Regions from separate parts of the Homo sapiens genome. Here region 1 is linked to region 2. A link is a loop called in an ENCODE intact Hi-C map of the cell type or tissue named here. Cell type or tissue: Calu3. All regions are shown on one strand. Links, peaks and the distances in the headings refer to the core of each region. The heading gives the core; the rest is flanking DNA.

What was found. Hi-C counts contacts between places; a loop is a spot of excess contacts. Peaks named below come from ENCODE experiments on the same cell type or tissue, not always from the same donor. Only the 100,000 strongest peaks of a DNase experiment are listed, where the experiment ranks them.
Region 1: a loop joins it to region 2, with 2.4 times the contacts of the local background. A loop is called at or near these places in 4 of 110 quality-filtered maps.

What each region holds. Positions count from the first base shown.
Region 1 is chr17:34,888,036-34,898,022 of GRCh38, forward strand. The region is part of intron 2 of LOC105371742 (a long non-coding RNA gene); the gene reads right to left. Among named protein-coding and RNA genes, the nearest start is that of CCT6B, 68 kb to the right of the region's middle. In Calu3, for the core only: a CTCF peak has its summit at 5,029 (motif pointing left); a DNase peak (open chromatin) is centred at 5,016.
Region 2 is chr17:34,642,096-34,652,082 of GRCh38, forward strand. No RefSeq gene overlaps it. Among named protein-coding and RNA genes, the nearest start is that of TMEM132E, 68 kb to the left of the region's middle. In Calu3, for the core only: no CTCF peak of the experiment used is centred there; a DNase peak (open chromatin) is centred at 3,756.

The sequences.
Region 1 (9,987 bases), core at 797-8,796, 250 kb after region 2:
CAGCACCAGGAGCTCTGTCCTGATTGACAGGCCCTAGTGGGAAAAAGCCACTGGGGCTCAAGGCTAGGATGAAAGCCCACTTCAACGACATTGCCTCTCCTCCCAGAGCTGGGCCTGGTCTTTTCTGAGCCTTGCAGGAACTCTGTGTAGATGTGCCTGGGATGCAGGTGTCCCTGGCATGGCCACCTTAATCTGGTCCTTCCAGCTGGAACTCAAGGTGAGCAGGAAAATGTGTTGAGAGGGGATTGAAAGGTTGGAGGGGTGGTGGTAACCCATGGGCCAGCCCTATACTCCCCAGGCTGGATGACCTAGAGGTTCCAACTTTGACCTGGATCTGGGTTCCAACCAACGGTTTCTGTGGCCTCCTGCCTCCTTGTTGAGGCCAAGTCCCACTTGAGGCTCCCATTCTGATACCTGTGACCAAATCCTTGGGCCTGAGACCTTGCTTTAATAGCAACTGAATAGTAATTTAAAATTCAATAATAGCCTGTAATCCCAGCACATTGGGAGGCTGAGGAGGGTGGATCACTTGAGGTCAGGAGTTCGAGACCAGCCTGGCCAACATGGAGAAACCCCGTCTCTACCAAAAATACAAAAATTAGCTGGGTGCAGTGGTGCACGCTTGTAATCCCAGCTACTCGGGAGGCTGAGGTGGAAGATCGTTTGAACTCAGGAGGTGGAGGTTGGAGTGTGCCAAGATCGCGCCACTGCACTCCAGCCTAAATGACAGAGACTCCATTTCAAAAATAAATAAATAAATAAATGTCAATAATAATAGCTAGCATTATTAAGCACTCTGAGTATTCCTGAGCCAGATACTGTTATCTATAATTCATTTAATCTTCACACAACATTGTGAAGTATTATTATTAACCCCATTTTGCACATCTAAAAACTGAGGCATGTGCCTCAAGGGCTGATGGTCTTACCTAGTAACCCATCCACCTGCTAACAGACCTCTCCTCCCCTGATACCTCTCTCTCTGCATGACATTATCTAGGTCAGCTCAAGTCAAAGCTGAAGACAAGACTGCCAGACCTATGCTAGATGCCTCATGGATATCTTATTCCGTCCTTAAAACAGCTGTGGATGATGAGCATTACTCCCCCAGTTTGCAGATTCCAATACTGAGGCTCAGAGGCTTAAAGGACATGCCCAGGTTTGCACAGCTGGTAAGTGGCAAAGCTATAATAGTAAGCCCCTCCTCATGCTTCCTGCCACCCAGCATCTCTTCTACACAGACATCCAACATCCATAGCTGCAAGCAGGCACCCCAGGCTTACCTCTGCTCCCTCTCCCAGCTCTGATCCTGGAGTCTCTGTTCTAGGTGAGACAAGAGGCAAGGGGAGGGGGAGAAAGGCCCAGGTAAATGTTGCAGGGATGAAGATTTGGGGGAATTCTCTGGACAGGTGCACCCTTCTCCCTTCCACCCCTTTCTTCCCTAGGAAATCTTGGTGAAGAGAAATACTTGGAGATGGAGGCCTCTTGTAAAACTAATTAAAGGTCCTCCAAGCTCCACAAACAGGTTCTTCACTCCCCTGAATGCCAGGCTCCCAGGTTCAGGCTGGCAGGTGCCCCTCTCTCACCTGGGATGAGTGTCTCTTAACATCCTGCCCACCCTCATCTCCAGAGCCACAACCCCAACCAGAGGTGAGATATAGGTGATACCTGTTAGCCCTCACCCCCTGACCCAGCACAGGAGGGGAAGAGAGCACCAGTGGGTCTTGCCTTCCTCCTCTATCCCCACCATCCATTTTGTTTTGTTAAATAAACCTCCTTCTGCCAAACAGAAGTACCACTTCCCAAGCTCCCCAATCCTGTTGCCAGTCTTGTAAAACCTGGCCTCCCAATGCCTCTTACAGGAAGCCTTCCCTGAACAGCCCCACCCAGCTCTGCATCCCCCATACTGGAATGTGTCCCTTTGCTCTAGCTAGAGCCTTCCTAGCTAGAGTGTTCCTGTAAGAGTGGGGAAGCTATCTAGACTCTGCCTCCAGGCCTTTGTAAATGCTGTTTCGTCTGCAAAAAAAATCACTCCACCTCCCCTTCCCAAAAATCTTATGCTTCAATACTGAGTGCATATGTCACCTCCTCTGTGAAGCCATTTACAATCACCCCTCAGGGCCCATTATTCCCTCATCAGTGCCCACGACGATGTACCCCCTTTTATCATTCCCTGGGATATACTCATGGCCCCAGAGACTGAGCTCCTGGACAACAGAGCAGAGTCTTACTCAGCTTGGCATGCACAGGGTCAGTGCATAGTAGGTGCTCAAGAAAAGCTGAGTGGAGAAGCCCTTTCTCTGGAGTGGGAGCTCTCAGGCAGGGTGGCTGGGAATTTTTTGCAGATCGAGCACTGAAGTGGGGCCAAGGGCAGAAACTACCTGGAGCTGGACACCGCACGGGTCCTCAGAGCATGCCACAATCGGAGATGATGAGTAAAGCCAACATTTAACTGGCACTTACAAGGGTGCTGGGTGCTGTGCTAATTGTGTGTACTCTTCATAATAAGTGTCTCGTGGATACTATTAGCCCCCTTTTCAGATGGAGAAATGGAAGGTCAGAGGGATTAATTAAGCTGACCATGGTGACACAGGTATTAAGTGATGTGGCTGGAACTCAGATCCGCTCCGACTCTAGAAGGCAGGCAGAGAACACGCCCTGTACTGTCTACCTGTGCCTCTGGGATCCACACTACCCTCCATTGAGCAGTACCCCCTCTTGTTTGGGTTTGAGTTCATGGCCAAAAAGACCGGAGGCTGAGCTGAGTTAGAGAGGGCCGCTCCTGCCCCCTCCCCTGCCAGGATTCAAACTACCAGTGGACACCATCAAAGGTAAAATACCCTGGTCAATTAAAAAGTCAATTCTCCACTAAGGAGATAAGCCTCACCGTTAGTCAGATGGAAGTCCTTACCTGGGGCACCCACCACCTGCAAATGCTAATCAGAGAAAAGCCCATCTCAGAAGTGACTGAAACCCCCACTCAGCCCCTCAGGCTCAGGACCCCCCACCCTCCCCTTGCTCCAGCCACCCAGGCCCCCAGGTCCCTTCTGGAAACCTTGAACCTGCCTCCCCTGTTTCACCAAACCCCCATGCATGGTAGCCCTGCCCCTCAGCAACCTGGAGGAAGAGAAGCCATCTTCCCTCATCCAGCGCTAGAGTAAAGTGGGTACTCTGGGCCTGGATTACTGGAGGTACCAGGCTTGGGGCAAGCAGTGAGGTACTCAGGACCATGCATATGCTGAGAAGAAAGTAAGGGGCTGAGCGCAGTGGCTCACATCGGTAATCCCAGCACTTCGGGAGGCCAAGGTGGGAGGATCACTTTAGGCCGGGAGTTCAAGGCTGCTGTAAGCTATAATCACACATGCCAGCCTGGGTGACAGAGCAAGATCCTGTCTCTAAAGAATAAAAATAAGTAAAGAAAGAACTTAAGTGTCACTTTTTAAATAAGGGGAGGGTATGATCATGAGCAGTTTGCTTCATCTTCTGAGCCTCTGTGCGTTCATCTGTAAAATCGGTGGGACTCCTGGTGGACATGTCTCTGAGGCTGCTGTGGGAAATTCAAGCAGCTCACTTAGACGAAAGCATTGTAAGGAGCCCAGGATTGGGCAGAGGTAGGAGAATGTGGCAGTTATTGATAATGAGGTCAGGTGCAGTGGCTCATGCCTGTAATCCCAGTACTTTGGAAGGGCGAGGCAGGATCATCACTTAAGCCCAAGAGTTCCAGACCAGCCTGAACAACATAGCAAGACCCCATCTCTACAAAATAAAAAATTAGCCGGGTGTGGTGGCAGGCACCTATGGTCACAGCTACTCAGGGGGCTGAGGCAGGGGGAATCCCTCAAGCCTAGGATGTTGAGGCTGTAATGAGCCATGATTGCACCACTGCACTTCGGCTGGAGTGACGAACAGAACAAGACCCTGTCTCTAAAAAAATAAAAAACAAGTAAGTAAATAAATTTTCTTAAAAATTACAAAGGATATAGTGACAATGGTACACACTCTTACAGAGCCCTCGCATGGAGCAAGCACTGTTCTAAATGCTTTGTGTGTATTAACTCCTTTCACCCTCAGAAAAACCCTCTGAAGAGGGAATTATTATTACCCATTTCACAGAGAAAACAAGGTACAGGGAGCTTCGGTCAATTGCCTGGGGACACATAGAGGGTGTGTGCTGAGCCAGGCTTGTAAAGCCAAGCACTGTGGCTCCAGGCTGTGCGCTTACTGTGGGGCTTGCTGCCTTTCTAAAGCTGTAGCTTGAGAAAGTCCACTTCTCCGGACAAGGTGGCCAGAGGCAGCTGCCCCTAGATGGACACCTACTGTGTGCCAAGCACTTTCCTCACCTTTTCATTCAACACAGCAGCCTCAGGGGCCAGGCCTTCTCATCACCAGGAGACTGAGGGCCAGAAAGCCTAAGGCCTCCTTGCTGAAGCGATTTGAGTCAAGTCTTGATTCCCTTTTCCTATTACTTCCACTCCACCCCAGCCTTGTCTTCCTAAGCCCAAAGCCCTCACCACCCTCATGCATTTCTGGGCAACGGTGACCAGACATCCTTTGGGTGGGTGGTGAGGTGACCCCAGGGTGAGTCTGCACAAGGTCACACCCTGCCTGCACTGCACTTCCTGACACAGTGCCTCCCTCTCTTCCCGCCCAGGCAGCCATCTGCTTAGCTCCCCACCTCCCCACCCCACTCCCACCTCCACACTCCTGCCCAGAGCACCCCCAGGGCCCTGCTGAGGGGAGGCTTGTGTGACCACAGCCTGGCACTGGAGAGCTTCAGACATGGGTGAGGACCCTTCCCCTGCAGCAGCCTGAGTGGGGTCTCAGCACTCCTGGATGCCCACCGACATGCCCCGCACCCCAGCTGTACCCCGGGCCACCTTCAGGCCATGACATCTCCCTCCCCATGGGGCCAGGAGAGGAGAGGAGGGGCCCAGCCCTTCTCCCCCTTCCTTCTGGCTCCCCCACCTCACCCTCAGTGCAACTGGCCACCACCGGGCTCTGCAGAGGGTGCGTGGGGTAAGGCTGCCCCCAACAGGCAGCCTGAGGAGGAGGCTGCTGTGCTCGGAAAACATGAAATCCTTTTGCCAGAATGAGAGGGAGGAGGACCAAGGCTGGAAATATCAGAATCTCTTTGCTGGGAATCTCTGGGATCCTGAGCCCCACCCCCAAATGCTGAGGCTGGGAGAAATCCATTATTTAAAAGGCTGTCAGGAGCAGATTCAGAGCATGGGGTCAGGAAGGAGGGTGGAGGGGCTCATGGTCCAGCATTTGGATTTGTCAGGGGGTAGCAGAGATAACTCCTGAGTCAGAGCCCTCCCCTAGTGCAGGGTCAGAGGGCATGTGCCAGCCTCCACCACCTGCACCCCCTTCACTGTCCCTCCTGCTGACTCTGGGCCTTAAGAAATCCCCTCCCACCTCCATCCTCCACTTTCCCACAACCCCCCATTACCTAGAAGTACTTCCTGGGATCCAACCAGAATCCCTCCTGCCGCAACTGAAGATCAGGTCCCAATGCTCCAGTCCTGGTCAGTCCAGAGTAGAGGGATATGACTGAGTGGACACAGTGTCATGCCCTTAGGGCAGCCTGGAGGGGAGAAACTGGAAAGGAGCCAGTGGGGCGGGAGGAGCTTCAGGCCAAGGGCAGCAACGTGAAGAGCATGAGCATCTCCTTAACACAAATGTCTCTGCTTCCTTCAGCCCAAAGCCCCTTTTCCAGAAAGACCTTATGCCTACTGCTCTTTTTCTTAATTAGAAAGTGTCTGTAGCAAGGAGTGTGTGCCCACACCAACCAGGAAAACTGCTAACCAGCATTTAAAAGCTAGTTTGAGTGGGGACTGGAGTCCGCTCACTCCTTGCAAGCCAAGCCAGCCCAGGGGCTTGGCGAGGCAGTTTCTTCTCGGCTTTGCCCTGGGTTTGAATCCCAGCTCTACCACTTCCTCCCTGAGCCATCTCAGGGTCTCAGGGTTTCCTCATCTATAAAGGAAGGGAAATAATTCTTGCCTCATTTGGTGTTTGTAAAGATTGAAAGGGGACATCACTTCTGAAGGCTTTAACACAAAGCCAGGTACATACATATTCAAAAGCAAGTCCTTCTAGGGATGGACTTGACTGAGTTCCAAACTCATCTCAGCCAACTCATGCAGTGATTCTTGGATCGTGTATAAAGCTCCCGACACACAGTAGGTCTGTGCAGAGTAAGAATGATCAGTAACCAGATACCACCAATGAATTGTTAGCCAGCTGAGGGATTTCGTGCTGGGCCCTCCAATATTCAGGTTCCCCCATCCAACAGTCAAACTCTTCATAACTTAGAGCTCTGGATTCCAGGTCAAAGCTCCTGATCCTTCATTAGAAGAAGCAGCGAGAAGATGTCCCCACAGATTGATGATGGGGGTCACTGGTGCACACAGTGTAGTGTAAACAAGTCAGCTCTCTGCATCTCAGACGCCTCACCAGAGTGTTGGGCTCACTGCAGACTCCAGCTCTGGGACCCCTTGCATCAACCACGCTAAATCTGTCTGCTTGAGTCCAGGAACCACTAAACAGACGGGAAGCATGGACTTCTTCCTGGCTCTGTGGGGGACTCCAAGAGTTGGCCTGCCCTTGACTTGGAGCCCCCATATCTACAGGAGTCAGGCTATGCATGGGGGCCTGGACTCCTTTTTAGGAAGAACCACGGGGCTCAGTTCAACAGGGTCATTCACATTTAGGACAGAGAAGACAAGGGGCTGGCTAGGGTCAAAGAGTGAGTCACTAGGGACAAACTTGAAACCAGATTTCAAGCCTGCTGAGTCCTAGGCTGGGGTACTGTCCCTGCATGCAGCTTTGTCCTGAGGCCAGGAATGGTTTCACCAAGCCAGGGAACCCTTGACAGAACAGTACTTAGTGCTGAAGCATACAAGTAGACCTGAGTTCAAATCCCCAATCTCCCACTTCCAGGCTAAGGCGCCTCAGACAAACTGATTTATTCTCTGAGCCTGTTTGTTTTATCTGTAAAAGAGGGTATGATAGCTTACCTCCCAGGGTGGCTAGGAGGATTCAGAGAGCTATTGGAGATGAGTTATGTAAAACGATGTAGCAAGTTCCCGGCACGTGACAAGCATGCACTATGGAGAAACAGTCATCATGGCCACCCCTCTGTGAGCTATCTTCTTATACACACACACACACACACACAAACACACACACATGCACACACACACCCACTCACACACACAACACATACTGAAAATATTACTAAAAGGGAAGAAAATTAAAATCTCAAGACAACAATCTGGGACTTTGTTCCATCCCTGCATACTTCTGGTCTCTATGGCACTGGATGAGGGGAGAAGGGAAGGGGGAAGAGAAGAAGAACAGAACCCTTAAGGGCACAGGAATTCACCCAGAAGTGAACAAGAAAAGGGACTGGGTTTCCCACTGCAGTCCTGCTTCACCTCTTCCAACTGGCCCCTGCTGGTCACCTAGCAACAAGCATCTCTCCCGAATCCTTCATAAATCACCAAGAGTACCAGCTGCTCTCGCCTAGAGATCCACACCTCACACATCCCCCGGGGTCGTCTCCCAGGGCCAGAACCATGGACAGCACTGGTGAGAGCCTCAATCACAAGGTACTCAGGTGTTCAGATGACTGGGCATTCTGTGTGGAGAGGAGGGCCAGCGGGCTTGGGCTGGGCAGGACCAGGGCAAAGGAGTGGGGCCACAACTCTGCCCTGAGAAGCAAAAAGGGATAAAGGCCACTCTGAACCATCCAGACAGGGTTCAGAGTTGTCTGAGATCACTTTTCAGAAGGCACAGCTGTAAGAACCCAGAGTTCTTTAATCCCAGGGACTAATGGCTTGGGGAAAGCCAGGGTCAAGCAGAGAAAAGAATTGGAGAGGAATCAGTGGCTGATCCTGAACTGTGTGCTGAACATTTCATACATGTCATTTCAATCTTAAAACCCTGTAAGGTTTTCAGGACTGTGAGCCCCATTTTACCAACACAGCAGTTGAAACCCATGGAAGAGACGTCCTTTGCCCATGGTCAGAGAGAAATTGCAGCAGCCAGCCCTGGGATTGGACTTCAGATCTGACCCCAGCACACTGTAATTTCAGGGTTGGTGCCAGAAGTCCATAAGACAGAGCCTGCTCAAAGACAGGACTTAGCAGAGAGCCTGGCACCCAGAGGGCCATTGCCACATGAAAAACACCTCATGGACCAGCGCACACAGCAGTCGGCTCAGCTCCTTTCCATCCTCCTCCCAAGACTTCAGGATCTTGCCTCTGCTTCTCAGTAGCCCTGGGCTCTGGGCTGCCTGGTGAGTCATTGGGCCCCTCCAAGGGTGCCCCCAGGACCCAGGGTCTCTGACAGGCCATGAGACACACTCGGTCTACCCCATGAGGCCTCCATGCTGCTCTGGAAGCCCTGAGCTCCCTCTGAGTGCCATGGGCTCTTTATGACTGATCCAGTGCTCTTCCAAGTGGTGGGGCTCTGCACACAGCTGGCAGCGCAGCTGACAGCTCCACAGAAAGGCAGCGATGGGAACGGAAGTATTCCTTAAATTCCTGCCCCTTACCGAGGTGGCTAGCACAGCAGGATGGGTGCAGGACATGGGGTGGCCTACCAGCATGGAGGCTTCCTGCCCAAGACAGCTGGGACCTGGGTTGCAGGGTCTGCCCAAGCTCCCCCAATTTGCAGCCCTCATAGCTCTTCCTGCTTCATCTGTCCACTGCTTCACAGTCCCTGTGGTCTGGCTTGCAGCCCCCTAAACATGCCTGCCTCTTTCCCACCTTCATGTCATCCCTTGTCTTAGCTCTTATCCCCTTCCCCATCAACCTGGAATGCCTGCTCCACCTTTCTTCCTCTAATTCAGCAGCGCTCAGTGCTGGCTGCACAGCAGAATTACCAGCAGAGATTCCAATTTGATAGGTCTGGGTGGCCCCAGGCATCAGGTTTTTTGGAAGCCCCCAGGTGGATTCTACCAAACAAACTTGAGAACCTCTGGTGGAAGAGCTGCTTCTTATGATACCTCAGCTCAGAGGTCACCTCTTCTAGGAAGCTTTCACTAGCCATCATCTCATCACTTAGAAAACCAGCCTCAGCTATATGCCCTTCTTCTGGGCTCCCAGGGCCCCTAGTACCTCCAAACATCAAAGTCCTTATCACACCTTGTTACAAGTGTGTCTTGCAAAGACTGTGAGCAACTCCAGAGCCAGGACTGTGTTTGTTCATTTCTGTATCCCTAGCACCCAGCACAGGACCTGCTACGAAATAGCAAATTGATGAATGAATGAATGAAGGAACCAAGGTGCTAGTGTTCCGCCCACTGATGTCTCTTCTCCTTCCTCAAATAAGTCTCCAAGATTGCTAAGATGTCCAAAGTCCCTCATCACAGTCCGGCTTCCCAGCCTTTGCCTATGCAGGATCAGAGGCCTGGGGTGCCCCCAACATCAACCTGGGACCTCTCAGATTGCTCTAATTGCTCCAGCAAGCCCCCAAGATTAACCACACAGACCCCAACAATTCTCCTTGATTCAGAATCCCCTGGTCACTTTCCCTCCACACTTTCCCCTACACCTGGTCTTGGAGGATCAGACAGGACTGACCTCACAGGTTAGACTTAGGAGCAAACCTGGGTAAGAGCCTTGAGTTCCTGCACCAATTTCCTGTGTGATCACAGGCCAGTCACTTAACCTCTCTGTGCCTCAGAGTTTCCATGCACAAAACAGGGGAAATAATAGTACCCTCCTCACAGAGTTGTTGTAAGGGTCAAATGAGTTGATAGATCTAAAGCCCTAAAGTAGTGCCGGGTACAGAGTAAGAGCTATTACCGAAGTGTCTACTCCCTGCTCTTATCTACCAACTGGGAGAAGGTCAACCACTGGGCTTGAGCCTTTCCAGCCTGACACATTATTTTACTCCATCCTCTGGCCCAAGTCCCCACCCATGGGCAAGGCCCCCAGAAAGGGACAGTGACAGGCTCTGGGTCTGAGTCTGGTGATGTTT
Region 2 (9,987 bases), core at 740-8,739:
CCACCCTGCCCCAGCCCCAGCCCCACGCTTCCCACTGTCCTCTCCACACCAGCCCTGGACGCTTCTCCATGCTTGTCTTTAACAAACACTAACTTCAGTTCAGTGTGCTCCCCTTAACAGAAGGCTTCAGGGAGTGGGGGGTGGGAAGTGGGGTTGGAGCCCAGTTGAGAAAATGGAAAACACAATAAGTAGGCTAGAGAAGGAAACTCTCATTTGAAGGGTCAAAATGTTCTAAGATAGGTTGGCAGGGACTCCTGGAGTCTGACAGTGCATTTGCCAGGTGACCTTTAGCCAATATGTCACTATTTCTGAGCCCTGGTGTCCCCATATGTAAAAACATGGGAATCACCACTTCTAGGCAGTGTCCACTGGCCTCCCTGAAGAGGTCCTGCTATTCCAACACTTGTATTTCTTTTTTTCTCTTTTTTTATTTTTCCTTTTATTTATTTATTTATTTTTGAGACAGAGTCTCGCTCTGTCACCCAGGTTGGAGTATAGTGGCACAATCACAGCGTGCTGCAGCCTGGACATCCTGGGCTCAGGCGATCCTCCTGCCTTAGCCTCCCGAGTAGCTGGGACTACAGGTGTGCACCACCACTCCCAGCTACATTTTTGTTTTTTATATTTTGTAGAGATGGCATCTTACCATGTTAACCAGGCTGGTCTTGAGATCCTAGCTTCAAGCAATCCTCCTGCTTCACCCTCCCAAAGTGCTGGGATTATAGGTGTGAGCCACCCTGGCAACACTCGTATTTCTAACAAGAGTCGTGGAAGATAGGAATTATGGCTATTTTATAGATAAGGAGGCAAGCACACAAAGAGGGCAAGTAACGTGCCTTCAGCTTAGAAGTGACCTGGCGGGCAGCTCCAAACCTACCTGCTTTCTGCTACATCCGGAGGCAACTGATGATGTTGGAAAGTGAAGGGAATGAGGTTGGAGAGATTTTTAAGTGGGAGAAGAAGAGGGAAGGGTCTCTAAGGATTTGATGTTCTCAATAGTGGGGTCTAGGCTGTGGGACCCCCATTTAAGTCACAGATTGTGGATAGTGTTGGGGCAGATGGAAGACTATGAATATGCCACAGATGCTTGGCCTCTGCCATTGCTGGAGGAACCAGACTCCCTCCTCCACTGGGAACTCCATCCCTAGCTGACTATCACAGCAGACAACCATCAACTCCTGAAAGCAGAGAACCACCAGACCTTCCTGAGCAAGGTACCGAGCTGAGCTTGTTTGGAGAGCTGGTGGCACAAGCAGAGATGCCTCATGTAAGGAGATGGGCATAAGCCAGCACCTGCCCTTTCCCTTGGGATACTGTCTGCTCCTTCAGCCTCTCGGGCTAAGCAAGAGAAACTGGGAAGTGGAAGCCATCCCCTATGGCCCTCATCCTTGCCACATCGGCTCAGTGAATGTTTATTATACCCTTGCCACAGATCTGACAGAGTAGTGAGCACAGAGGAAGTAGGAGTATTAAATAACCGCTGGCATTCACTGAGAGCTCATTACCTACTAACCACTGTATAGCCATCATTTTATTGACCCCTCACAATAACCAAGTAAGGTAGGTATTATTATTATGCCCATTTTACAGATGATGAAATTGAGGCTCAGAGAAGAGAAGTTACATGACTTGTCTCATGCCACCCAGCAAATAAATAGTAGAGGCAGGGATTCAATCCCAGGTTATAATAGCTCCAAGTTCTAAAGTCTCCCTGCTGCTCCACACTGTCCTCCTCAGTGGAGTCTGGCAGTTCAGAGAATCATTCTGATGCAGTGGCAAGAGTGCTAGGCTGGATTACAGGGGCTTAGTGGGGTTCTCACTCTGGCATTGACTGGTCATGTGGCCACGAGTCTGGTACCACCCACATCTGGAGCAAGCCAAGACCCTCAACAAGAGGCCAGGAGCCAGATGGTCCCTCCAGTGCTGTCCCTTCCGTCTTGATGGTTCTTGGGTCTCATGGTATGAAGCCTGGGCACACCCCGATCTGCCAGTTCACACCCTCCCTTCATCCATCCTCTTGGACAGTTGTTGTGTGGTGGGAGGTGGCAGAGGTGGGCAGTAACAAGCTTCAGGGGTCCCCAGCTATTCTCCAAGCTTTGCCAGCTCCGCCATCCTCTATATGGTGCTGCCATTGGCAGGTGCTCCTGTGGGTTTGGGGTTTGCTGTGTCGGAGGAGGCTGGGCATTGTGAAGGAGAAAGGGAGGATGGGAATGGTAACTACCCCTTTGCTGTGTGTGCTAGAGAGGCACTGAGTCTCAGGGTTAAGACAGAGCTGGAAATTTCAAGTCGTCTATCCTCTGCCCACAAGGAGTGCTCAGGCGAAAGAAGAGAAAAAGGATCTGTCCTACAGCAGCTCCCAGGATAAGGGAGAAAACAAGACACTGGCCCATGAAGAATACCCAGTCTGATGGGGGAGACTAGTCATACCATGAAGAAATGATGTCAGGCATTCAGGGAAATATACAAATAAGTGCAAAGTAACCTATGCATGTAATTTGAGAAGAGGAAATGGAGCAAATGCAGAAGCCAGGCAGTTCATCAGAGAGGTAGCCTGGAGAAGGGTGGAAATGGTGTGAGGAGAGGTACTAGAATGGGCCCACCAGATGGCTGGGATGTCAAAAACAAGCTGAGGATTAGGAGCAGGGATGCATTTAGCCTGACTGGAGGGATGGAGTCTTGGGGGCCTGGCTGAGAGGAGGAGTGGGTGCGAGGAGGCGGAAGAGGTGACCCTCCCTCAGATCTCAGAGTCTGGAGCAGCCCTGGGCACCTCCAGTCACAGTGTGAACTTTCCTGGGTCTCTGCCCTCCTGTGAGATGGGTCTGGACTAAATGTTCTCTGAGTGTCCTCCCCATTCAGGGCCCAACCATAACTTGTCTGCAAAGCGGGTTCAAGCATCACCATCACCAGTGTCTAACAGCCCTCCCTGGCCACTGAGCAGGGCTGGAGCACAGAGGGGGCCTCAGCCCCCTATGTTAATCCCAGCTCTGGAGCATGAGGCAGACAGCTGCAGAGTCCCCTGAGGATGAGGCCAGCAGAATTAGAGCCTTGTCTCTGCCACCGCCTTCTTGTGTGACCTCAGGCAGCCCCTGCAGCCCTCTTTGGGCCCCACTGTGGGGCTGGAAGGGCCCTTTCCCTCTTGACCTTCTGCAATTCTAGAATGGCTTTCTTTCTCCTCCATTACAAACATTTCCAACAGCCCTCCTGTGGTTCCCATGGGACAGGGGCACTGGGCTGCTTCCACAGCTTCTGCAAGGTGGGAGGTGAGGGAAGCTGCCAGCGAGGAGAGTTGACAGGGAACAAAGGAAAAGTGGGCATGTCCTGGGAGCCAGCCTTCATGCCTTCATCTGTAGCAGAGCTGTATGGCCCAATCTCTGCCCTGAGGGTTGACCCCACCTGACAGACCCTTCCACATCCAGACACAGAAGAGGGGAAGGGGAGAGAGGGCAGAAGGGAGCTTAGAAGGTTGAAGATGGTGGAAAGTGGCAAGGGAAGGGTCCCTCTTTCCTGCCTCTGCCCTCCTCACTACCCGCCACCTCCATCTCAATGCACTCTGCCACTCCAAGAAGCAGAGAGCCCAGCCCACCCCTCCCCTGGTGGGGTGCAATTCATCAACATTGACGGGAGCCTGGAAGATATCAGGGGAGGGCCCTCCTGAGCCCACCCTCTCTACACATAGACACACTTGGCCACAAAGTGCTCCTTCCAAAGTCCCTCCCTCTCTAGGCTCAGTTCCAGAATTATCCCTTGTGGGATGGCATTCTGCCAAGGAAAGGGCAGGCCCCATAGGGGTGGGAGAGCTAGAATCTTGTTAGCCCACTGGGCAGGGATCACATATCCCAGCGATTGGGGAGAGAGGAGAGGAGAAGGAGGAAATAATGCTCCAGCAGCTGCAGATCCTCGAGATCTTTAGTGATGCCAGGGCCACAGGGCGACCCTCCACCCCAGAAAACCCCACTCCAGGAAGACACGGCAAAACATCAATCACACCTGGTGACAAAAGTGCAGCCATTGTCAGGAGACAGGAGATGGGCTCTGTGGGCACTGGGCACACAGGGCACACGAATGCACACACACTCCCTGCATGCTCACAGGGCACACATTGTAAAGGCACACTCTCTAAGCACTCTGCTCACACACTCGCCACACTCACAGGGTGCAAACATGCAGGCACACGTACGCACACCCACCACACATGCGCACTTGCATGTATGCATGTGTACCCTGGCTATTGGAGCCACACAGCTCTAGTACAGTAATAACCAGAGGCAGCTAATGGGAAGGCGGAGGTCACAGGGGTGGCTGCCAAACTCAGGCGTGGGCCCAATGGAGAGGGGCTGGAGTAAAGAGAGCAGCCCTCCAGACTCTAGTGTACCCATGGGGTCTCTGCAGAGGGGAACTGCTGCCCATCTGTGTAAATGGCCTTCAGAGGTCCTTACTGGAATAAGAGCTTCTCAGACGGAGGGGTGACCAGGAGCATATCTACTCCATACTTAAAATAATACATAAATAGTCTCATGGCACTCAGAAGAATAGCCATTTGCATGCAAGCCAACAACTGAGTTAATGACAAAGATTCTTATCTGTTCATTAAAGCAGACTAGCGGGCTCTCTATGTGAAAACACTTTGCAGTTAAAGGGACTATGTTATTAACTCTCATGAAATGATTTATTTGGAGCTGATGCCAGGTGAGTTGCAACCTGGGAACAGAGGCCCTCATTCAGGGGTGCCCCTGGACTTCTGGGAGGAAAGGGACAGAGATCCTGGAGAGATGATTAAAACCCTTCCTGTGGATGGAGAGAGGCCTGTCGGAGGCTGGCTGGGACAAAAGGGCACCTCATGCGATTCAGGTTCCATCTGGCCTGGCCGTGGAAGGCAGCAGAATTGATTTCTCCCTGAGCTTCAGTTCTCTGTCTATGAAATGGGGATAAAATAGCACCTACCTCATAGGGTTCTTGTAAGGAATAAATGAGTTATTGCCTGTGAATAACAGAAAATGTCTGGCCCACATCTCACCTCAGTAAATGCAAGCTATTATTTTATCATTTTCCAAAGAAAGATGAATTTTCTAAAGGGATGTGACAGGGAGATCTGATCTGATCCTCCATCTGATACTCTAATTTTTAAAACATTTTTCATTTTTTGGTTTGGTGTTTAGAGTCAGGACTTCCTTCTTGAACTAAGTCAGCTCTCAGGGGTACTTTTGAGAAGATGTTAGAAGTACCCCAAAGAAAGATATTGATGTTTTGCTAATTTGGGGCAGGAGGAGTTCAAGCCATCAGTTTGACAATTCAAAAAAGAGCTTACTCTAAAGTGGTGTCAAGGGTAGCTACATTTAAAGCATCCTTCAAGACGGGTTTTTTCCTGGAATTACTCTAAAATAAGGGGTCTGAACTGAATCTTTCGTGTAGAGGGGAGGAGGCACAACAAATTAATCTTCTTTGTCCAGGCGACACTAACTGGGGATAGGAATGCTTAGGCGGGGCAGGCCCTGGACACTCAGCTATAGAACCAGGCCTTCGGCTAAGGCAGGCCAGGGAGCTTACAGGCCCTGCACAGCCCCACTCCCACTCCTCAGTCAGGCACAGAACTCCAAGGACCATGGTGGGCCTCAGCTTCTAGCCCAGCAGAGATGTCTATCTGCAGGGTGGAGATAAGGCCTGGGCCCTGCAGCAGGGAGCTTATCACAGCCAGCCTTTCTCTGGGCTGTGTTCACAAGCTGGCTGGCTGCCACCTCTCCCCACTCCATCCTTCCATTCCTCTCCTCTTCCAAGACCTGCATCTTAGTCCCCCTGAAGGGGCTGTGCACTGGGACAGGGACTACCAGACACACCAGCCTGGGCCCCTTCCAGAGGAAAGAGCTTCTGCAGTCGGGGCAACCAGGGCAAGAGAAGAGAGAGGAGCCTATACCCTTTTCAGAGCTGGGTATCACCAGGAATTGCCACTGTCTCTGATGGCAGGGAGTCTCTTTCCATGGCAAGACACCACCTGGGAGGAGCATGCCTCATCCATGGGCCTCATCTGCAAATGCTTACTCCTTGGTATTGATGCAGCGCAGGTGAGCCCAAAACTGGGGCTTAGCCCTGGAGGGTTCTTGGCTTTGCCCAGGAAAGAATTCAAGGGTGGGTCAGTAGTGTTAGACAGTGACTTTTACTGAAGCGGCAGAGGTACTGCTCTTTGCCAAGCAGGGCGACCCCATAGGCAGTGTGCCCAGAGTAGCAGCTCCAAGGCAGGGTGGCAGTCATATTTATACCCACTATTAATTATATGCAAATTAAGGGCAGGATAATGCAGAAATTTCTAGAAAAAGGATGGTAACTTCCAGGGCATTGGGTCGTTGCCACGAAAAGAGGCAGTAACTTCTGGGTGTTGCCATGGCAATGGTAAACTGGCAAGGCACACTGGTGGGCATGTCTTATGGAAAGGTGCCTCCCTTTCCACCATGCCAGTTCACCACCTCCTCCCCTCCCCATCCCTGTTTTAGCTAGCCTCAATTCAGTCCAGTGTCCGAGCCCCACCTCCAGAGTCAAGTCCCACCTCCTACCTCAGGATGATGAGCCTCCTGGGAGGGCTGCAGTCCCTGGTCTTGGGGGTGTCCACCTGTATGTTCAAGGAGATGCACAGACTTTGGCTGAGGCTGCCAGATCCCAGGGCAGGACCCAAAAGCTGTCTTCTGTTTGTCTCCTCCCAGACCCATTGGCCTCTGAAGTCAGTGTTGTGGAAACTCACATCCTGAAGATTTGATCCAGGACTGGAGGACCAGTGGGAAAAGCCAGTGATCCGATTCTTGCTTGGCTATCCCCTCCTCAGAGGGCCCTTCTCTGACCCCTCTACCCAAAATAGCAGCCCTGAGTCACTCTCCATCCCTCCAGCTTGTGCCCTTGTCCTGCCTGCACCCACCCCCACCTGACACCCGATTTTGTTAAATGCTGTGTGTCTCCCCCACTAGGATGAAGGGCTCCATGAGGACGGAAGCCTTGTTTTAGTCAACACTGTATCCCTGCATCTGGCTCAGGGCATGGCACACAGAAGGAGCTTCATACGTGTGTTTAATTCTGAGTTGGCGGGGATGTGAGAAGGGGCAGAGGCTTCACTCACAGGGAGCTGGATGGCCCACTGAGCATCACAGGCTGGCATGCACCATCAGTGAGCATCTCCCTCTCAGGTGGAAAGGGAGCCCAACATAGTAAGTTCCTGGGGCCCAAGGCCTCCAGCCCAGCATGCCAGTTTCATCCTGGGTTGCCCTGGGCCTGTGAGGTAGCTGAGAGGACTCCCAGGCTGAGGCGGGCCCACCACCCCATCACCAACAATCTGATGACAGTCAGCCATTAGCTGGGGGTAGTGGGAGAACGGTGGGGTGGGAGACTCACAGGCAGGGACTCTTCCCTGGTCAGAAACACTGGGAAGGGAGGGCATGGCCGAGGGGAGGGCATTGGTTATGGAGTCTGAATTCAAACCCTGGAGAAGGGCTCTAACTGGAGGTTTGTGAAGGACATCAGGGAGTCCACAGCCCCCTGAAATGATTCACAAAGGGAATGTGGGTGTGCACACTTGCACACTGACTTTTCTGAATTTGATTCATTTCTCTAAGTGGCCTTGACACTGAACATATTGAAAACTTGAGGTAAGGTATAGAACTGTACTTAAGTCACAGCCCAGGCCCTCCTAACCCCTAATCCCCGCTCCAGGGTCCCAACTGGAATCCCGCCCTAGGTCACACCTGAAGGGGGATCCTTTTAACGTAAACAAGGCCACTCGCTTGCCTCAGCAGGCAGTGGAAGTTACCACCAAAATAAAGTGAAATAAAATCTCTAACCCCAACTAGCCCATAATGCATTCCCAGACAATGTGGATATGAATTGGAGCATGACGATTCTGTTTGGGATACTCTGTACTCCCCGTCCTTCTGCTGGAAGGAAATGAATGTGCAACAGCTTAATTTATCCTTCGCTGGGAAGCCATGGAGGCTGGGAGGCAGCTCCTGTGAGGTCCAATCAACCCTGTAGAGGATTCCTGCTTATCCTAACCTGCCCACAACCCACAGTCTCTGGGCAGGCGTGGCAGGAGCCGAGCTCTACACCCAGACTGGGAGAACCCCTGCCTTTGATTGCTCAGACTCAGCCTCCTGTAAAAAGACCTGGACGACCTTCTCACCCAGACAGCTTTCCAGGGGTTGGGGGCGGGGCAGGGAAGGAATGAAGTCTGATGGGCAAATAGATGGGGAAGGCTTTAGTAAGGGTTCAAAACTTTCTTCTGGACAACATAAGGAGAACTCATGCTGGCAAGAGGAGAAATCTAGACCCCCAGAAAAGACCCAGGGGCAAGAGGGGCCTGGGAAATTTTAGAAAATCACAAGGATTGTCCCACTGAGCTCAGTGAGCAAGCTGGGAATGGCAGGAGAGGAGAGACAGGGCAGGTAGGCAAGGCAGTCCTAAGGGTCTGGACTTTATCCTGACCCAGAGTGTACCAGGAGAGACTTTTCCAAAGGGAGTGGCTCAAGAAGATTAGACCAATAGGTTTTAGAACAACAGATATGATGCAGGAGAAAGGTGGAAGGACAGGGACTAAATGAGATGAAGCTATGCTAGGTGTTAACTGAAGCCAGGAATGGAAATACTTTCCCAAACGGCTTTTTCAGGATTCCCAAATCCCTCATTTCAATTCCTCAACAAGATTTCCTGACATGCAGGCTTCCAAGATTCGCTGTGCCCTGGGACAGACATGTCATCTAGCAAGAAGAAAGGACTTTGAAGTTCAACAGGGTTGGATTTGAATCTTGGTTCTTCACCTTATTTCTTGCATGTGACTTTGAGTCAGTATCTGTTACCTAATCTGTAAAATGGGGGTGAAGTTGACTTTTTCTAAAGATGGTTGTGGAGATCAGTGATCTTTTCCATACAGTCTAAGGCACATAATAAGTGCTCAATAAACAGTGAACATGAGTACTTTGTCTTTAAATTCCTAGCATGTGCTTGTTAGTCTGGAATCACCAATCCCTAGTACCGGGAGGAATCCATTCCAATATTGGAAGAAACAAGACCCAGAGCAGTAGAGTGACTTTTCCAAAGTCCTAGAGTTTTATTAATAAAGGGGCTGGGATTCAAATCCAGCTCTCCTAACCACTGTTCCATCTTCCATCTTCCCAGTAGTCTCACTCTTGGGCAGACTTGGCCTTTGGGTGCTTCAGGGAAATGACCACCCTTCATCATGCTTTAAGACTGTGAGGATGTCAGGTCTGTAGCCAATGCCTTCTCTTCGCCTCTCCCCAGATCACAGCCTCATCATCTCCCTGCCTGGGAGCATCTGTTTCCAAGTGCCCTCAATGCCCCCAGGCCTGGAGGAGCAGAACGGGGCTGGGACTGCGCAGTGGCGTGGGCGGATCTTGGGGGAGGGAAAGGGCTGCACCGAGGAAGGGAGAGATGCTAAATGTTCGCCCTGTCACCACTCTCTCCCCTGGGCCCCAGCGCAGGGCTGAGGGATGGGCCTGTGCTCTGTCAGCAGCCCCGGTCCACGATGGATGTGGAACCTGGGAGGATGGTGTCAGCAGCACTTGGTGAGATTCATTTCCCCACTGCTATGGGAGAAAAATGTGGCCTTCGTGTCATCCATCTGCTCCGCAGCGAAGTGGTAAACAGGCAAGCCTTGCAGAGAGCAGCCTGGAGCCCAGCCCAGCTCGCAGTCTTCCTACAGGGCTGGGAGGCTGGGACAAAGCACTGTATCCACGTCCCTGGGCCCACGATGGCAGGGCTTCTTGGGGAGGACCCACTAGCTGGGAGCCTTTGGCGCTGCCACATGCACCTCCAAGAACCAAAAGTTAGAAAGTCAGGTGAGCCATCATTCCATATCCAATTCATTCTCACCTCTCAGGTGGTTCCGGAGAAAAATGGCTGGGATCCCCTGAGGTTCCCGAAGCCAGCCCCTCTGCTCAGGCTGTTTCTCTCTCCGCATCAGTCTTGGAATCCTTCCCATGACCAGCCCACAAGTCACTT